3 separate regions of the Mus musculus genome follow, and regions 1 and 2 are each linked to region 3. Evidence: chromatin contacts called from ENCODE Hi-C or POLR2A ChIA-PET data. All regions are on one chromosome and are shown on one strand. The core of a region is the stretch at or near the end of the contact, and the rest is flanking DNA. Distances in the headings are between cores, read along the strand shown.

The links. A loop is a pair of places that touch in the nucleus more often than their neighbours do. ChIA-PET counts read pairs that join two places held with the same protein, here RNA polymerase II (POLR2A).
Region 1: a map of heart shows a loop between it and region 3 (2.9-fold over the local background). The contact joins the enhancer-like site here to the promoter of Cbfa2t3 in region 3. A Hi-C loop is called at or near these places in 8 of 37 maps with a recorded cell type or tissue (heart, left cerebral cortex and v-Abl transformed pro-B cells). POLR2A ChIA-PET finds 5 or more read pairs at or near these places in 2 of 5 experiments (Patski and embryonic stem cell).
Region 2: a map of heart shows a loop between it and region 3 (2.7-fold over the local background). The contact joins the enhancer-like site here to the promoter of Cbfa2t3 in region 3. A Hi-C loop is called at or near these places in 6 of 37 maps with a recorded cell type or tissue (heart, left cerebral cortex and v-Abl transformed pro-B cells).

The regions. Positions count from the first base shown.
Region 1 is chr8:122,639,391-122,643,851 of GRCm38, forward strand. It overlaps Cbfa2t3 (CBFA2/RUNX1 translocation partner 3), which reads right to left. Exons shown (of 12, transcript NM_001109873.1): 4 at 3,902-4,143; 5 at 3,574-3,663. Among named protein-coding and RNA genes, the nearest start is that of Pabpn1l, 19 kb to the left of the region's middle. Within about 2 kb of position 1,526, at least 1 of the 3 ENCODE cell types and tissues checked has a DNase peak (open chromatin) inside an H3K27ac peak, as active enhancers do; it is heart, where a contact is called at or near this core.
Region 2 is chr8:122,710,190-122,714,948 of GRCm38, forward strand. No RefSeq gene overlaps it. Among named protein-coding and RNA genes, the nearest start is that of Gm10612, 15 kb to the left of the region's middle. Within about 2 kb of position 1,807, at least 1 of the 3 ENCODE cell types and tissues checked has a DNase peak (open chromatin) inside an H3K27ac peak, as active enhancers do; it is heart, where a contact is called at or near this core.
Region 3 is chr8:122,674,920-122,679,792 of GRCm38, forward strand. Cbfa2t3 (CBFA2/RUNX1 translocation partner 3) reads right to left here and starts at 3,256. Exons shown (of 12, transcript NM_001109873.1): 1 at 2,943-3,256.

The sequences.
Region 1 (4,461 bases), core at 276-2,775, 37 kb before region 3:
GAGGGGGAGGGAGAGGAGTGGGATAGGGATGTCAATAAGGTGCTGTGCTGCTACAGGGTCTTTGCTCTAGCCCCCTCTTCCCCCGCCATGCACTGGCCAGAAGCCCCACAGACCCAGCTCCTCTCCCCACTATCTCTCACTTTCCAGTCTCAGCCCTAAACAAAGCTCACAGCTGGAACCTGGGACATCGGCACATAAGGAATATGACCTCCGTGAACCCGCGCCTCAGCCATGACATCACTTCTAGATTCTGCAATCTGCAGATGAAGCCACTGGAGCTCATGGACTCCATGTCTGTGAGCTTCTCCCCAGTGCTGGGCAAAGGTCTCCAGGCATGCACTGCTGGTGGTCAGCCTTTTCAGAACTGCTGCGGGTAGAGTAGCAGGCTGGCCTTCAGCATGCTGGACAGGGGCCCAGTGGCAGGCTCTTGGGAGAGCCAGCAGTTCTAAGTATTTGTAAATAAACACAATCTAAAACTTTCCCATGCGTTTCAAAGCTGCCAGGGCAGCCTTCTCCAGCCTCCGCCTCCTCAGCCTCCGTTGGCGCATCCACCCGGCCCATCAGGCAGCCGGTACTTTTTTTTGTTGAGCGGTATGGTTGCCAGGCCTGTTTTTCTGTTTGGATAGCTGAACAGGGGCCAGCCCACCATCTGCCGACCACGTCAGAAGCATGGGCTGGGATGAGGTCCTGGGAGGTCTCAGTGGTCCAGAGTCTCCTCCCTCACCAGTCCCCCACCCTCTCCTTGGCCAGCATGGTGGGGTGGGGGTTGGGCATGAGCACCATCTGGTTGCTGTTCGGGTGGGGGAACATCTGGGGTCCTGGCCAGCTGGGGCCAGCTGGGAGCTAGAGCCTCGGGTGGGGTGGCTTCTGTAAAGCTCCACTGTCCAGCTACATGGAGGTGGATGTGGGGCAGAGTGGAGGGGACCTAGGATCAGGTAGCCCTGCCATACAGTCCAGATACATGGCAGCCCTTGGCTGGGGATCCAGGACCACTTCTCTTCCAGAAAGAACAAGTCCCCACTCTTTTTCAGAAGTCCCAGGCATTATTCAGAGGACACACCCAAGCTGGTCACAGGGTGGTCTGGGCCCCAACTTCACTTGGCGTGGAGATTTTGATGCCCAGAAAAAAAAAAAATCTAAACCATCTTTGTCCTGGATGGGACTCTGGTAAAAGACACAGCATACATCTAGAACCACCAAGGTGACAGCAGAGTCCTGAGTTTTTGTGACACTTCCCTTTGCTTTACAGAGTCTCTCCACCACAAGCTGCTGAATGAGATTGGGTGCGCTTCACCCTGGCTGGGCTACCGAGGAGTCGTGTGGTCTTGGGATGATCATACAAGCCCTCTTGACCCATCAGCAGACCAGAGCTCTGGTGTGATAGACTCCAGTGAGCCCCATGTGAATTAACCTAGCGTTGCCTATCACCTGTGTGGCTGACAGCTTTATCTTGCTTAGGAAAGGACCCTAGAGGGCCCTGCCATTGGAGCCAGGCTCTGCGCAGCCACACCCTGCCCAGCCGTCTCCAGGGGCAGCCATGGGAAGCACTGTAGAGGCTAGGATGTCCATAACTATTCAGGAAGGTGCTGTGGTAACTCTCTGCCCTGCCAAGAGGGGACCCCACCCTGTGAGGGCAGGGGAGGCACCTGGAGCTGCCTGAGCCCTTCCTCTGGCTTGTCTGTCTGTTTCAAGACCTTTGAGGCTGGGCCCCGCTGTACCGGCAAAGTAACCATGCCTCTTTGACAGGACAGAGTGGGCTCTGGTTGGTTGGTGTCTTGGCAACAAGGTCAGAGGTACTGGCTGGGATCTTGTATTTTTAGGTTTGACCTTTGGCCCTTCCACCCCAGGAGCTCCATATCATGGAGGCAGACATACCACCCAGTGTTCCTAACAACGAGCCGCAGAGGTCCTGGGTGAGCTATGACACAGGCTGGTCCCCAAAAAGCCAATGTGGGCATAGAGAAATGAAACGGAGGAGGTCCCTTGAGGAGGCAGTGCCCAGCAAGGTGTCCCACCTAGTTAGGTGATCCTGCACTTGGTTAGGTAGGAAGGGGACTGTGGGTAAGGACCACAGGAAATGAAAGCTGAGATATTCCAGGCACAGACGGGGCGGCTAATGCTACGGAGCATCTGTTGCAAACATCGGCTCTGACAAAGTAAGCAGGCGTATGGCATCCCAAAGACAGGCGGCGGCAGAGTCGGCAGTGTGCGGAGGGTGAGGAGAACGGGGCCTCCAACGCACACCAAAATGACTGCCAGGTGGGCCTACGCGCTGGCACCCGCAGCTTCTCTGTTGTCACTAGCTCCAGTGTGAGCCTAGCAAGGTGTGGGTGGGAGGGAGGGAGGAGGAGAGTGGATATGGGTGTCATGTGGGGTCCCCCTGTCAGCTGCCAAGAGGGGGTGCGGCTGGTGGGGCATGTACTGTGAATGTTGTGGGGACTCTGAACTGTACAGACCCGAGCTTGAACCTGGCCTTGGATCTCTACCAGCTGGGACAGTGAAGGCTTCAGTTTTCCTGCCTATTAACTTGACAGCATCAGGGCTGTTTCTCCCTCTCATGGGTCAACAGGGCATCTGTGCAGAGAGCCTTATAATCCATTCTTGGTCTACATTGGGCAGTTTAAAAACTCACTGAGGTAGCTGCTCTGTGAGAATGGAGGACTCCAGCCTCAGGGGCTGAGTACAGAGGAGAGGAGCCAGCCCAGTGACTAGGTAGCTCCGTGGGGGCTCGCATCTCAGCACTCATCCTTTATACGGCCTGACCTTGAACTTTGACTGAAGCAGAGCACAGGTATGCAGGACCAAATGAGCCAGGGCTCTGGTGTAAGTGGAGGTGGGTGCCCTCAGGGGTGAGCGAGCTAGCATCTCCCTGAGAGGTCTGAGCGGAAAGTAATCACGTGGGCAAACACATTTGGAAGCACGCCACCCTCTCTCCTCTCAGAGTGGAGAGCTGCAGTGAGTCACAACCCCAACGTGAGGATCTGGCTCACAAGCTTCTCAGTAAGCCTGGTAGTGCACACTTGCAACCCCAATTGCTGGAGGCCGAGGCAGGAGGACAGAGTTCAAGGCCAGCCCTGGGGAACTTAGTGAGACCCAGCCTCAAGATTTAAAAAGGGCGAGAGCCACAGCTCAGCAGCAGGACACCTGCCTAGCGGGGACGAGACTATGTTCAGCCCTCAGTGCTTTCAAAAACCAAACCAAACCGAAAGAGCCCACAGAACCCAAACCAACCAAAACACCATGCAACCCTCATAAACAAACATGGCTCCTCATCCCGAGGGTGTGGGCTGGGCTGAGGAACCTGCCTTGCTCAGAGGCTCTGGTTGCTCTGCCAAAGGGACCTAGTACGGCATCACCGTCGTTTGTGAGGCCCCAGTCTGCATTTGGCACAGCATCTTCTGTCACCCTGCGGTCCAGGCACACACCTGCCTGTCCATCACCTGTTCTTCATCCTCTGCACACCCATTTCCCACACTGGATTCCAGCCATTACAAAGCAGCTTTGTATACACTTCTTTCCCAGGGCCTTTGTGTACACCATCCCTGTTGCCTGGAAGGTGCTGCTTTCGCTTACCTTCAGAAAAGGGATAACAAACGGCCTCAGTGGAAAGTTGGTGGCTTCCTGGAGCTTGGCATGAAACTCTTCGATCGTCAGAGTTGAGTTCTGCAGAGAGACCGACCGCCCCATCTAAAGGTTCCCATGCATTACTGACCCAGATGCCCCACCCACACCTTGGGGAGGAGGGGGAGGAGGAGGAGGAGGAGGGGGAGGAGGAGGAGGAGGAGGTTCCAGATCTGGCTTGAGGGCTGGGCAGAGCACGATGGGGTTGTGGCCATCGCAATGGAGCTTGCGGCAGAAGCTGTCATGGGGAACAGGGGCGCCTGATAGCCCATAGACTCACCACCAGGCCCAGCACCAGTGTGCGCACGCGCTCCCCGATCTCAGGTGAGATGTCACTGCCAAACTGCTGTAGGGTGGTGAGGAAACGCTTAAGCTTGCTGAGCTGCCGTGCCCCGCACGCCGGGGGCAGGTGCTGTGTGGAGAGCGAGGCCGTGGATGAGGTGGCTGGGCCGTTGCTGAAGCCATTGGGTGTAGATGGGGCACCGTGGATGGCCGTGGGTGAGTGGCTGCTGCCGTTCATCACTGTGGGAGAGCGGTGAGTGAGTGTGAGGGCAAGGGGTAACAATTGCATTTGATGGTTATAAGTACACATGATGGCAATGTCAGTGACCCATATGACAGTGACAATGATGGTGGCCGGCGTACTACGCAGCTGCCGCTCTGTCCCTGCAACCGTTCTGTGCTCATGGGCGCTATACTCTTTTTACAGATATGCAAACTGGTACTGGGGAGGTGGCTCCCTTCAACTCAAGTACCCCAGTCAGGAGGGTGGTAGGGCTCACACACTATAAGTGGCTGCAGAGACAGACATTTGGAGCTGGCTGACGCTGTCCCTGGGGG
Region 2 (4,759 bases), core at 557-3,056, 34 kb after region 3:
ATGGTACCTGCATCCTTCGGTCAGGACGGGCACTGGGCTGTGTGGCCCAATGGTGAGTGCTCCCTCGTGTTATAGGACCCCAACTTCCTGCCCACGATTGCAGAAAATACAGTAATAAAATAAAATGCACCTGCTCCTTCTCCCTCCTAATCAAGGTCAAGTCTCAAGCTCTGCACTCAGGGCTGAACTCTGCTCCTTCAGTGCCCACAACACCCATGGGCTCTCAACCCTTTCTTTCATCTGAAGTCTTTCCAGACAGACCTGAAGTTTGAGATGGAGAAGCAGTAGACATGGCCAGGAGCAACAGTCCCTAAGGGTCTCAGTCAAGGACTCTGATGCCTCCTTCAAGGTTAAGTGAGCAAAGTCAGGGCGCAGGCCCACATGTCTACGACTGGTCCAGATGTCCTAATGAGGCACGTGGAGGCCATGATGTCCTTGGGAGGGGGGCTCTAGCGCTGTCCATTCCCAAGCTCTGAATGTGCTTGGTTAACTGGCTTGCCAACCCACGGTCCAGGCCCCCAAAGCCTCAATGTTCACAACATCTTCCCACGACATTCAGGGAGGGAATTCATTCCCAGAAGCCTCTAGGCAGGTCTACATGTCGACTTGCCTTGCTATGGCTGGACATTGCTTTCCAGGAAGGTTGGCGGGGCCGGACTGCCCTTGCTTTGGGCAGTTCACAGAGGTGTCGTGTGCATCTAAGAAAGAAGGGATGCACATTAATGGGGGGCTGTAGGGTGAGCACAGTGGACCAATTCATCCCCAGCATGCTACAGGGACACACCCCTCCAGCCCTCCCACCATACTGTGCACTGGGGTCAACACAAGACACCTTGTGACTGCCCTGGATGTGAACCACACTGTAGCTCCAGCTGCCCCAGCAAGCCTAGATGCAGTGAGAAGAGCTCAAGCCTGTGGAGCCATGTGCTTCCCTCCTGGGTACAGCATAGAGCTGCAAACATCTGGACCCCCAGGGTGCCCTTCTTATACCCCGAGCCACCCATCAAACACTGTCCTGTTGCCAGCACTGTGAGTGTTGGGGACATGGGTCAAGGTTGAGTAGCATTTCCAGAGCCCCACTGTCCCTTCTGAGGACCATGCTGGAAGTCTATCTCTGAGTATATGAGGAGCCCAGATAGAGGCTCTTCTTGCCATTGGACCTGAGTTCCAGTCCTCTCCTTCAGCACAACACAAGCCTGTCCTGTTTCTTCGCAGGATCCTGGGTCAATCCTGATGGATAGTTAGTTATTGATCCTCTCGTCTCCAGGTAACAAAAAGAGCCAATGCTCTGTGTCCCAGTCCAGGACCCCGTGTGACCAGCTGGATTCTGTGCATTCAACCACACAGGCCAGGGACTCCACCATGCAGAGCACAGCTTGCTTGCTGGCTTCGGGTTGTTGTACTCTTGGAGTATCTTCCACACAACCCCAGCTTCCCTGTGAGCTCCAGAGTAGGAGTTATGGTACCTACTGGAAAGATAACCCACAGCTGGTGACATGTGGGACTCAAGATAGAGGCTGGGCCAGCAGCAGACCCTGTGGTCCTCACAGATGATGGAAAGGCCTACAGCCAGCAGGTCTCTTAGGTATCCCCTGGTAGGAGGCAGAGGTGCCACTGTGCACAGCCAAAAACAAACAGCTTCCTATTCCACAGCCATGTCGGCAATTTGAGTCAGGCTCTGTCACTGCAAAACCTCTGTTTCCCCATTCTCACGTGGGCCTGGGAGGGTCTTGGAGAGGAAAAGTCAGAGCAGCCAGGAGGCCTTGGCCACAGTAGCAGACTACTTTCCTGTGCTGGGGTTCACAGCTAAGCATCCTCTTTCCCACTTCCCACCCCGCGCGCGTGGTCACCAGGGTCATTGTCTCACAGGATCTGGTTGGAACTCTGAGGCTGGGGCACACCCACATCCGCAGCCTTATCTCCTTCCTTACGAACTTCCCCCTGGCCAACCAGAAAGGTGTCAGGGGTTGAGGGGGGTGGAGGGGTGTGTGTGTGTGTGTGTGGGGTTACTGGGTGTGGGTCTGGGCTTTCCTGCTGCTACTTGATTAAAGGACATAGCAGTTGCTGGTGGCAGAATCGGCAGAGGCACTCGCCCGTCCTTTGGCTCAGTTTGGCCTGAGTTTATCTTCCAGGGCTCAGCCTGACAGCCAGCCGTTGTCACAACTGGGATGAACTGAAGGGGGTCACAGCACTGCCAGGTCTACAAGGCATGACTCTCGGAGTCCACAGCCAAGGTGCACAGCAGAGTCCTCCCTAGGTGCCCAGCAATATCTCTGGCCTGAGTATGGTCCTCAGTCGCAAGCTGTCACTCTGTCCCTTCCGTGCCTACCTTCCTCTCCTGCCCGACCACCCAGGGCACCTGTGTTGTGTATTACTTACATCAGCCCCCAAGTCTAACTGAATCCAAAAATACTAATCTGGGGCCCATCTGTCCGCCAACTGAGGAGCACAGATGTGCTATGGATTTCAGAGGCGACTGGCAGACAGTCAAGGCTGTTAGAAGCAGCACCTGCTGCCTGCTCCCCAGCTCCCCATTCTGCCCCACTCCCAGCCCCCAGAGCTTCCGGAACATCCTGAGGCTGACCTACAAAAACCTTCACCTACCATCTGGGAGGGTAGGGGATCCGGGGTCCAGCTGGGGCCCTTTGACCTGAGCTCCTACTTTGACCCTGACCTGGACCAGGCTGTGGCTCTGAACTGAGACAGACAACAGCTGGACATGCAAGGGCACGACCACCCCAGGGCCTTTACACCTGCGCCTGCCTAGAACACCTTCCCCAGGGGCCAGGTGGCTCTCAGCCCTGATGCCTTTAGCTCTCTGATCAGAGGCAGGCTGGGGTTTAGCTAATCTGATGGTTTGTGTTTTGCTTTGGGTTTCATGTCGAGAGAGGTCTACACACATAGATTCGTTACAGGTGCCTTATTCCCCCGTGGTGGCCATAGCAGAAGGAGGGAGAGCAAGTAGGAAGTCATGGTGTGCTTTAAAGATGCTGCCATATACAGTAGAAGGGGTTGGGACAGTGTTTTCCTGGAGGTGAGATCACTGTTCCAGAGGCCATGATGTTTCCTGCGATACCCTGGGCTCTGCCGATGCTGCCCCCCCTTACTCTGGTGGGTGCTGCCTGTGTGCGTGGCTCTTTATGAAGTCATTGTGATGCAGTTATAGGTGGGTGAAGTCCTGATGCCTGGATGGGAGCCAGGAACTGCCCAGAGGGAACACGGTCTCTGAAACTGGGGAACATGTGAACTTGGTCAAGTGTCGAGGGACATTGCACCCAGAACAGTGGAGTTCCCTGACCAGGCCTATCACAGTGGTCCTCAGCTATTATCTTGACTTTACACCATGGTTTGGGTGCTGTGGGTAGGTAGAGGGGTCTGTCTCCTTTTGAGAAACTTTCTTCTACACCAGTCCCTGAAAGTTATATGTGTATGATAGGACCAAGAGCCTCCTCAGGACAAGTTAAAACAAACCATCACCATACCATGTGCCAGGCATCAATGTCCTCTGGTCCCCATAGGACTGAAGTGTGGACCCAGTCAGTCCTCATCACGTGGTCTCTGAGATGTGGCATCCCAGGAGCAGTCATGGCCCCTAAGCCAGCAGACTCCAAGCCACGCCGGACTCCTGGCACCCCACACGGGCGGTGGCAAGGACTACAGGAGCGCTCTGCCTGGGCCTGGCTCCCCACTCCGACTGCAGCACCCTGGCTGACTCTGATCATTAGAGGCCCGTTTGCTCCTCTGTAAAGCGTGTGCCAGAAGAAAGTGTTTTCCTGAGGTTCCTCCAGCTCTCTGGAGAGTTGTTATTAACTATATTTCTGCCTGACACTCGGGCCTGTATGTTTGGAAGACAGCAAGCGTGTGGTGAGTTGGCACGTGCGTGTGATTAACACATGCATCTGCATAGCTTGTTCACATTTGTCCCGTGCTCGGAGTGCACTCGTCCTCACACCCCAACAGGTGGCCATGGTTCTTGTTTTATTTGGTTTTGCATCGTCCTGGCCTTTTAGCTGTGATGTGCACACCTATAGGACCAGGCCCTTTTGCTTTGTCATCTTCACTACGAGATCCATTTCCCACCCGTCTCCTTCCTCTTCACTCTGTGAGTGTCCCTTAGAAGAAGCCTTAAACTCCCCCTGAGCAGGATCAGACACAGCTCTGCCTCCTTTGTAAGAAGTCGACTTCTCTTTCTTTCTCATTCTACCCTGGCTTGGGCCTTTCTCCTTGATCTAAAAGGAGCACACATTTGTTCCCAGCTCCTGAGTCTTGTTAGTCTCATTTAAATGGCTTCAACAGACCCTCAAGTTACCCTTGACAGGGCCTTGAGACTGAATTAAAATACATCCGTGGCTTGGGACCACTGATGGACTAACACACAAAGGCCCTAAAACAAAGCCTGTCAGAACCAGCATTTACCCGAGGGGGATCCCAAGCATGGGCTGATGCTGTGGAGTCTGTACTTTGTGACAATGTGGCCACTTGGGGACAAACTCTCTCTGCCTTGTCTGATACCACGGAGGACCAGGAGCTGGACTGGCCCAGGCTGCAATGTACAAGGCCATTTGACATACTGGGATGATTCCCGAGCCTTGGTGAGGCCTGGATGGGCCTGTTTGGTACACATCAGTGGGATGCCATTAGGTCATCCTGACCTGTCTTAGTGTCCAGGAAGATTGCACATAGTCAGTCAGTGGGTTCGAGGCATAGAGGCAGCTGTGGCTTTTACTCCAGCTTTGTGTGCCTTCCCTGTGCCTACTAA
Region 3 (4,873 bases), core at 2,006-4,505:
TGTGTATGTGTGTGTGTGTGTGTGTGTGTGTGTGTGTGACACTACTCAGTGAATGTGGATTTATCCTGCAGTGAGTGTGTATCTTTTGTAATAGTCAAACACTGTCTTGGTGGTTTCCAGAGGGTTTTGAGTGACCCGACCCTCCCATCCCCCCTACTGAGTCCTATGAGGTCTGAACCAGGATAGCCCAGCTTCACGAAGGCCCACCCACGACGTCAGCAGTGTGGCTGAGCAAGAACTATGAGGTGGCTATTCCCCACTTGCCTGAGGCAGCCCAGCAGAGGGCTCTCCACTCATAGCACCGACCCTGGTCACTTGCAGCCCTTGGGACAGACTCAGAGTTCTTAGGATGCTGAGGAGAAGACCTGACAGACATAGGAAGGCTCCAAGGACACAGGCAAGAGAGATTACAAAGCTGGGAGGGTCCGGGCTATCATCAAACTCACGCCACCAAGTCTGTCTGGTTGGGCAAGAGGATCTGTTTTGGACAATGAGCTAAGTTCTGAAGATCATAGTCACTGCTAAAGAAAATGTTGTGACCCTGCTGTGTGGCAGGCAGACCTAAAGTCTGGAGGGCCAGTGCAGGAAACAATGGCCAACCAAGGAAGATCCATAGGGCCAGTCCCCTCGCCCCAGGCATGGCCAGCCTAGCAGCCTGCAAGCCTCTTGTCCTGTGCTGGATTCCATGCGCACCCAGCATACACATGCACACCCGAGCAGCCATGAATGAGCTAGGAGGGTTCTCTTGGTGGTTGGAGGATATCTAGATCCATCTAATTCACCACCATCCCACTGGCACGTGGGAGGCTGAGAATGAATCAGAACCCCCCCACCCCCAAACCCATCCCGCTTACAGTGCAGGAGGGGGGAGGGAAGACCATTCCAGAAGGTGGTGGGAAACACCTCTCCCGACACACCCTCCTGTCTTCTGCATCAGAAGAGGCTGAAGCTAAGCCTGGTTCTCCATGGTGGGCAAACCTACTGGCTCAGATCTTGTGGCCCAGTGACCCAGCCTTGCCAGCATTTCCAGATCTGCGTGTAGGAAGGAAAACGAGTTTCTTTCAGTCACGCAGAAAGGAGTATATGTGGAGCGCAATCAGAGAGATTTCCTGGAGGTGGTAACTCAATTACATGGATAACCCGGTAACAGAGGAAGAGCCAGACAAGGACCTGAGAGCTGCTTGGACCACCCAGCAGCCCCAGAGCATCCTGCAAGGAACTGTCCAGGGGTGTCTTCCATATGCCAGCTCAGGCTTGGCACACAGCAAAAGATGGTGGTGTGCCAGGTACACATGGCCCTCCCTTTCTCCCCTCTCATCAAGATCACAGTACCTCCCGGGAGGGTGGATTCCGCCAGAAAATCAGTCCTAACGTGATATTCTCCCTCCCCGTGTCTGTCTAGCTCCCGGGCAGCACCGAGCACCACATCTGTTCCTTCTGTTCGCAGGGTTCCTCCTTTCTCTGCTTTTCCCTCTCAATGCACAAGAGTGGTTGTGCCCCCCCCCCAAAAAAAAAACAGTCCCAAATAGCGGCATTTTCTCAGCTTGGTGCTCTAACTGTGGGCTCCCAGTGCCAACTGGGGACAGCCACATCTTCTGACTTCCGCCCTTCAGTGGACCAAGGTGGGGTGACATCATGACCCCAGTGTAGCCCCCATCAGGATCCCTCCATGCACAAGACCAGAAATCTCTCACAGGGCTTTCCTACTTCTTCCCAGGCCAGGAGCCAAGTGCATTCTGGCCGGGTATGGCTGAACTCTCTCAGACCAGCCCCTGGGGTCTTAGGGAGATGAGAGAGTCCCAGTCTTGAGAAGTTTCTGAAACCTTCCAGCAACTTGCAAGGGCAATGCCAGGGCAAAGTGACCGCTCCCTTTGTCTTCTGCCAGCCCCATCCTCTGAGTGGCTGCCTGGGAACCTCCTGTTTCTGAGCGCCGGGAGGAAGCACACACCCAGCCAGACATAATGAAGCCACATCCTGGCCTCAGGATAGGAGGGACGGGTGTGACAGTTACTGGGATCAACCCTACAAACAGGAGCATGAGATCGTCTGTTATTTTGAGGAATTGGGCTCTGAAAGTCAGCTTTAGCTCACATGATCAGATAGTTCTATTCATGGAGCAGGGGGGTAGGTCCAGCCAGCACTGTGGTCAAGAAGCCCAAACACACCAAGTTCAGGGCCATGAGTTGAAAGGCAGCGGCTCAAAGCCAGGAGCTGCCAGCCTGGCTGCCTTCTGCTCCACCTTAGTCAGCCCGACTCCGGCTGAATTCCCAGCCATCTGTCCCTCCGCGGTGCTCACACCTCCTCACACCTCCTCCCCGCTGTTCCCACAGCCTGGCTCTGGGCCTGCCCTACACACAGATGGACCGTTCCCAAAGCCTGTGAGAAGGATCAGAGCCGGAGGCTGTGCCTGCACCTGGCTGTCAGGACCCCAGGGAGGGCGGTCAGGATCCCCTCCCGACCATCAGGAAGGATGCTCAGCTCCATGGCCCTAATGGCTGATCCAGGGACCAAAATAAGAGGGGGAAGGGCTAGAGAAAGCAGCAGACCCTCTCCTGCCAGCACTATCTCCCAGGAAGGTTGCCCTCCCGCTACTCCAGTCAGTCCCGAGCCCTGTCATTCAGGCTACCAGTCTTTGTCAGGAGACCCGGCACCCCAGGGGGCGCTTGTGGGTGGTGGTTGGGGAGCCCATACTCCCCCACCGACTCAGCTCCTACCTAAAGATGAACCACACACACTCTGGACAGGTCAAGCTGTCTGCTCACCTAGGGTGGCTGCAACTCAGTCAAATGAGTGGGCAGAGTTGGCTCCACCCTGCCGTGGGCACGAACTTTGTAAAGTGGAGGGGCTGGAGAGGGGGTGCAAAGCGAGGACCCCCGGGACGGCAGCAACCGGCAAAGTAGGGTGACAGCGGCGGTGTTGAACAGGGCAGGGGCGGCACTTACGGTCTGGAGCTCCAGGGGACCGTAGCTCTCTCGCAACCCGGCTCCCGAAGTGGCTTTTCCTTCTCACTGGGTCGCCACCTCCATAACTTGGGGGCGATCCGTACGCTGTCTTCTCGCGCTGCGCGGGGCTCAGGCGCGCGGCGGGGTCGGGGCGCGCGGGGCGACCGCCTGGGCCATGCCGAGTGCGTTCGGCCCCCAGCGCGGGAACAAAGCCCGCACGCTGCCCGGGTGGTTTCGGCCTCGGCGGCCGCCGGGTCCAGCCGCCGTGCTTTCGGCTCTGCTGCCGCGCGCTCGCCCGCGCGTCTCACCGAGTCCCGCGGCCCCCGCCCCGCGCGCTCCGCCCCCGCCTCCCGCGCCCCGCCGCCGCTGCGCCACCTGCCTCCAGCCCGACGCCCATCGCGCTCGCTCCGCCCCGGGGCGCCGGCCGCCGGAGAGAGGCCCGGTTCCGTGCGCCCGGCGCCGCCCAATGCCCAGAGCGGCTCCCGCCTCCACCGCCCGGGTGGCCGAGGGGCCCCGGGACGCGCCCGGCGGACTTGGCTATGGGGTCCGACTCAGGACGTAGGGACCTCAGGAGCGCCAGGCCGCGCGTGGGACCCCCGTACGGATGCAGGAGAGCGGGGCCGTGGAGTGGGAACGGGCCGAGGAGTCCCAGCGCGTAGCCAGTGCGTGCGGCGCGGGGCAACCCGGTGCGGGGCGGACTCCTAGCTGTGCGCCCCCGCCCCGCGCAGGCCGCGCCCCGGGAGGGCGGGCGAGCTGAGCGCACCGCACACACCCACCTCGGAGCAGTCGCAGCCCGACGGCGTCGCTGCTCCCGGAGCCGCGGTGTCTACTCCGGGACGGGGAGGCGGGCGCCCCTCCTTCGGCCGCCGCACCCCCCCTCACCCCCTTCGCAAGCCCTTCGGGGTACCCGGGCCACCTGCGCGTTCTGCCGGCAGGGGGCGCGCTCCACCCGCCGCGCTCGGCCTTGGTCCCCAAGGCGCCAGGCGACCTGCGGCAAGTGGGCTCAGGATCCCGCTCTCCCCACTGCCATCGGGGCCGGCGTTCGCATATGCTTTGCATTCGTTTGCATATCATTCATTTTAATGTCAACCTGAGGAAAAGCCCCCAGCCGCTGCTTCTGCTTGTCCGCGTCCTACTTTCTCTGCTTCCTCTGAGCCTGCTCCCCACCCACTTTACCCACTTTTCCTCGAGGCGCCTTGCGACAAGTCCCAGGCGTTCCTCCGGTTGGTACATTTGAGCAAACTCGCTGCACTTCCTTCCTTTCCCTTCCCAGTTTTTCACTCACTCACACTTTGCTTCTTTGAGACTAAGGAGAGACCCAGGGTCACCGCCTGCAGAGACAAGGGGCCAGAACTTCAGATCAGCGGGGGGGTGGGGGTGGGGGGGGCTTGATTTTCATCTCATTAGGCATACATCTGCATGTGAAGGATAAAAATCTAGCAATGTGCCAAAATTAAATAAATAAATAAGTAAAAATACCCTCCGTTTCTTTCCAGGCTTGCTGTAGTGGCTTGGTTTTCCCCAGTTGGGGTCCCTCTCAGGGGTTCACCTCTGCCTTCTTGAAAAAGCGTTCCTGCACGGTCCTCCTGGGGTGGGATCTGGGCTCCTTGGTTTCCCGGATCTCCCTCTGTGGAGGATGCTATCTAATCCTAGTCTGACACCTATAAAACTGTCCACATTTTCAGATCTCCCTGGCCACATGTATCAATCTTATAGAGGAGTGGAGGGTCCCGAGCCCATTTCACAGAGGAATGTGGATCTAGAAGAGTTGGCTATGTGGCTTGAGACCGCAAACTTTTTATCCCAGGCATATGGACACCAGCTGTGTGGCTGCTAGTGTGCTGTGTACACCGAGAAAGCAAAGGACAGTCCTCTTCAGAGATACTGTCGTGAAGAGTGGCCCCGGCAGAGTGGCCTCTCAGCAGACCTCG